Linked DNA regions of Homo sapiens: region 1 is linked to region 2. Evidence: chromatin loops called from intact Hi-C (ENCODE). Cell type or tissue: breast epithelium. All regions are shown on one strand. Region 1 overlaps MCC (MCC regulator of Wnt signaling pathway). Region 2 overlaps MCC (MCC regulator of Wnt signaling pathway).

Region 1 (2,500 bases), 74 kb before region 2:
AAACTTCGCCCAGATTCTAGCTCAAGAAGCTCCCAAGGACAGGGCTGTGCTGAGTGAGTCACCCCTGAGGGTGTCAGGATGGCTGCTGTTGCCAGCTCCCCTCCACTCTCCAGAGATGGTGCGACCAGGGGGTTGTTTTTCTCCCTGCTGCGGACAGTACTGATCCTAATAGGAGCCATTAACTCTGCACTGCCACGACCTGCTCTGGCTTGCTAGACTCCAGTTCCTGACCGGTCCTAAACTCAATCTCTGGCTCTCTTCCCCTCCCCGGAGGTCAGGTGGCTGAAAGTCCCAATCCTCCAACACACGCCTGGTCCTTCTGGTGACCAGCCCACATTCTGAAGCTGTCTAGGGCCCACCATAAGTCACCTCATCAGCATCACAAAGACACCCCTAGCTCAGCAAGAAACTCCAAGGGTTTCTCAAACTCTGTCCCAAAACCAAGGACAAATATCAGATATGGTCTTATTTATACCACAGCTGCCTTGTAAGAGCAGGTACCAGGTGAAGGGCTGGTGCCTGGCATTCCACACCAGAAACAGGCAAAGTGATGTCTTGTTGTAGGTATGGCGGTTTAACTACTTCCCAGTAGGGGACACCAGCTTTCCAAGAAAGCTCCCTTCTGTAGAAATACCAGCAGGTAGGTATCTCCACTAGCAGCTGAAGGGCCCAGTGTTTCAGATCCACTGAAACACTGACCTCAACAGCACTGTACACCTTCACTGGAGGGCACTATGGTCTGAGCAGGCTCGACATTGCACCAAAGGTACAGGGTGTCAGGAAACTAGGGCTCTCGGCCAAACTCTACAACTGGCCTCACCCTGTTCTCCCCCTGCCGGAGTTAACATCAGCATCAGCAACCCAAGACATATTTCCAAGCATTCTTGAGATTAGGGGTCAATTTAGATGGACAGAGGCTCCACCCTGCAGAGGTCTGACCTGGCTTCTCTTAGAGGATGAAGGGCTCCAAAGTTGGGCTGGGACACCCTGAGAAATCCCTTAGAAATTCAACTCCCCTGTCCAGAAACACGCAGCCCAAGTGACCCCCAGACATAGTGAAACCAGCTCTGTCTATAAACAAGGGTCTAGCTCTTCTCTGGGCAGGAGGGGTTGATTCCTCCTTATCTGCTGGACCTGCTTTCAGAGGTTGTTTAGATTTCCTCCTGGTGGCAGCCTAGCACATGGGACCCACCCACCACATACCTTCATGGCCATGAGCTCCTGCATAAGCACTGCGTTTTCCAGATCCAGCCTCTGGCTGTCTCCCCGAGGCTTGACGTCATAGCTGAGAGGATCGATGTGGATGCTTTCCAGCTCCAGCATGGTCAGCTTGACCGCAGCCCTGTCATTCTTGAGCTGCTGGATATAATCCTTCAGCCTCTGCTCGTCTTCTTTAGTGAACTCGGTGTCGCAACTACTGGCTGTGGAGCTGGTTGTGCTGAGAAAGAAGAAAAACAAAGACCCACCACCCTGTGTTATTCCAAGTCATGGCAAATAGATCTTTCCTCCTCACTCTTCTCCACATTCCCTCTCCCCAGTGTTATTTAGATGGTAATCCAAAAATCAGTTTTCTTCACAGCATAGGAAAATGATACCACCTTTTAGGAAAGAATTAAGTATGAAGAATAACAAATGCTTACACTCCTTGACGCAACACTGTGGACTCTAGAAATGAATTTCTAAGGAAATAATTCCACAGAAGCAAAAAGATACACATACAAAGGAACATAATCTAAAATACAGTTTAGTGATTTATCACACCTATCAAAAGGAGGGAAATCATGTGGACATTACAGTGATAATTGTAATAAGTGAAATTATAGTGATATCGACAATGGTGGTGATATTTTGAGGACATAGGTTAAAAGATATTATATATGTAATAAAAAAGATACTCATGTGGTCAGAACTTAAAAAAGGTATATTTAAGGCAACAAAAGTTGAAGCACAAAACTCCTATGGCATGATCCACAGATGCGTGTCACACCCTCGCACGTGTACGCAGGTGTCCCAGGCTGTGGCAGCCGTCCCTGCGGAGCAGCACCGAAGGGGGCTGTTTTGCTGTGTTTACTTCTGTTGTTTGCAACATGTACCATGAAAAACACAGGGGTGCACAACACAGCAATAACCACTTTGGGAGTAGGGTACCCCCTGGCCTTCACAGGATAGTCTGAGTATAGTGTTCACTATAGGGACTCGGGCTGGCCCAAGGGCCCTTGGCAGCCCAAGGTGAATGGTGACCAGGCAGGGAGCCCCCAGCTGAACCCCAGGCCTGTGGCAGCCCAGGAAGGTTTCTAGGGGACCAAACCACCATGAAAGGGGGAGCACCACTGGAAAACGGAGGCCACGGCTTTCAAGTGGGCTCTGGCCTTTTCCAGCAGTGGGCAGGCTGCTCCCCGTGCCTCCGAATAAGGCCCACTCCACTCGGTTGAGGACTCTGAGGCCAGTGTGCACCGACAGCAGTTTCTCTGCACTTGCACTGGGCCTCCCTAGGGGTGAC
Region 2 (2,500 bases):
ATTTTCTGGAAATTTGTGACAACTTGAAAAAAACTCAGATGAATCGTATAGCCTAGAAATACAAAAACAAACTTTTTTTAAGGTATGTCATAAATGCATGAAATATATACATTAGGTTGATGCAAAAGTAATTGCAGTTTTGCTTTTGAAAGTAATGGAAAAAACCGCAACTGCTTTCACACAACCTAATAGATACTAGTCTATGTGTTAATTGACTGCTTATGTTATCCGTAAGGCTTCAAGTCAACAGTAGACTATTAGTAGTTAAGTTTTTGGTGAGTCATGAGCTATGTGTGGATTTTTAACTGCACAGTGTAGGGGTTGGTGCCACTATCCCTCATATTGTTGGGGTTTTTTAAACTCTTATTTTAGGTTCATGAGTACATGTGAGGGTTTGTTACGCAGGTAAACTCGTGTCTTGGGGGGTTTGTTGTACAGATTATTTCATCACCCAGCCCAATACCCAATGGTTATATTTTCTGTTCCTCTCCCTCCTCCCACCATCCACCCGCAAGTAGGCCCCAATGTCTGTTGTTCCCCTCTTTGTGTCCATTTGTTATCATTTAGCTCCCACACACAGTATTCAGTTTTCTACTCCTGCATTAGTTTGCTAAGGTTAATAGCCTCTGGCTCCATCCATCTTCCCACAAGACATGAGCTTGTATTTTTTATGGCTGCATAGTATTCCATGGTATATACGTACCACATTTTCTTTATCTAATCTGTCACTGATGGGCATTTAGGTTGATTCCATGTCTTTGCTATTGTGAACAGTGCTGCAATGAACGTTTGCATGCATGTGTCTTTATAGTAGAATGCTTTATGTTCCTCTTGGTATATACCCAGTAATGTGATTGCCGGGCTGAATGCTAGTTCTGCTTTTAGCTCTTTGAGGAATTGCCATACTGTTTCCCACAATGACTGAACTCATTTACACTCCCACCAACAGTGTGTAAGTATTCCCTTTTCTCTGCAACCTCACCAGCATCTGTTATTTTTTGACTTTTTAATAGTAGCCATTCTGACTGGTGTGAGATGGTGTGTCACTGTGGTTTTGATTTCCATTTCTCTAATGAGCAGCAATATTGAGCTTTTTTTCATATGCTTGTTGGCTGCATGTATATCTTTTGAAAAATGTCTGTTCATGTCCTTTGCCCGCCTTTTAATGGGGTTGTTTTTCTCTTGTAAATTTGTTTAAGTTCCTTATAGATGCTGGAAAGACCTTTGTTTGATGCATAGTTTGCAAATATTTTCTCCCATTGTGTAAGTTGTCTGTTTACTCTGTTGATAGTTTCTTTTGCTATGCAGAAGCTCTTAAGCTTCATTAGAACCCATTTGTCAATTTTTGCTTTGTTGCTATTGCTTTTGGTGTCTTTGTCATGAAATCCTTGCCCTTGCCTCCATGCAGAATGAAATTGCCTAGGTTGTCTCCCATAATCCTCACATTGTTTGAGGGTCAACTGTAATGTCATGACTGAAGGAAAAGATATTTCATTGTTTATTAAAGATTCCTTCTCATTATTGGTTAGGGGTAAAATAATTTAATCAGAAGAGGGAAAAGTCAATGGAAGTATAATTCTTACTATGCTATCTAGACTTCAAGCTGAAAGTACTATGGAGTCAACAGCATTTGATAGACTGTCATGTCACTAACTATCCACATTATCTATCTCATTTTGGGTGCACATTCATGCCTTCCATTGGATTGGAATGATTTGTGGAGAAGAGCCAGATGGTCATCTGCCTGCTTTGACAGCTGTCAAGCTGTCAGTCAGCTGTGGCCAACTAATCCACCCTACTTGACCTGGTGTTTTTTGGGCGAACTGCATTCTTTCTTAAATTAAGAGTAGACTTGCCTTTAAATGGCTGGCTTTCTTTTAAAGAACAAAGTTTTTTGTTTTTTGTTTTAAAGCTATTGGAAGGAAATGTATTCCTTTTAGTTCTCTGAAAGAATCTATTACATACAGGAAATAAGTGATGAATAAAGTCCTCGTTCTTTCTTCAATACTATCTCCTCTTATTTTTTCAGATAGCATAGAGAAGATCAGACTCATCTATGAATCTTTTGGTGAATAATTGAACAAATGGGATTTTGAAATGCTCTCCTATGAATATAACAATCCATTTTTGTCTTAACAAGAGCTCATATAAGATCCATATTCAAGAACTTCCAAATATTAAAAAAGAGATTGATACAGACCACACAGGAAAACAGGGAGAGAGAAACACTCTTCTTTCTGGGTTTTATTTTTATTTCATTGCATTATACTTTTTAGACTGTAAATTAATCAGAACAACATGTTTTGCTGGCAGACAAGGAGGTTTTGGTTACAGTTTTTGAAATGCAACAACATGAAGATGAACAGATGCCTGTGTGTTTTGTTGGCTGCATGTATACCAAGATGTACGTGATACCAACAACACACAGGTAACTGTGTGCCCAAAGATCAGGAGAAACATCAAGCTCCTAGTGCAGGCCTGAAATCTTAGTGGTCAGATT

Evidence for each region. A loop is a pair of places that touch in the nucleus more often than their neighbours do. Peaks named below come from ENCODE experiments on the same cell type or tissue, not always from the same donor. Only the 100,000 strongest peaks of a DNase experiment are listed, where the experiment ranks them.
Region 1: it touches region 2 in a loop (7-fold over the local background); 1 of 110 quality-filtered maps calls a loop at or near these places.

Annotation. Positions count from the first base shown.
Region 1 is chr5:113,052,522-113,055,021 of GRCh38, forward strand. MCC (MCC regulator of Wnt signaling pathway) reads right to left here. Exons shown (of 19, transcript NM_001085377.2): 15 at 1,204-1,438. Among named protein-coding and RNA genes, the nearest start is that of DCP2, 77 kb to the left of the region's middle. In breast epithelium, no CTCF peak of the experiment used is centred here; a DNase peak (open chromatin) is centred at 1,290; H3K27ac peaks cover 1,094 bases.
Region 2 is chr5:113,126,523-113,129,022 of GRCh38, forward strand. All of the region lies in intron 5 of MCC (MCC regulator of Wnt signaling pathway), which reads right to left. Among named protein-coding and RNA genes, the nearest start is that of DCP2, 150 kb to the left of the region's middle. In breast epithelium, no CTCF peak of the experiment used is centred here; no DNase peak of the experiment used is centred here.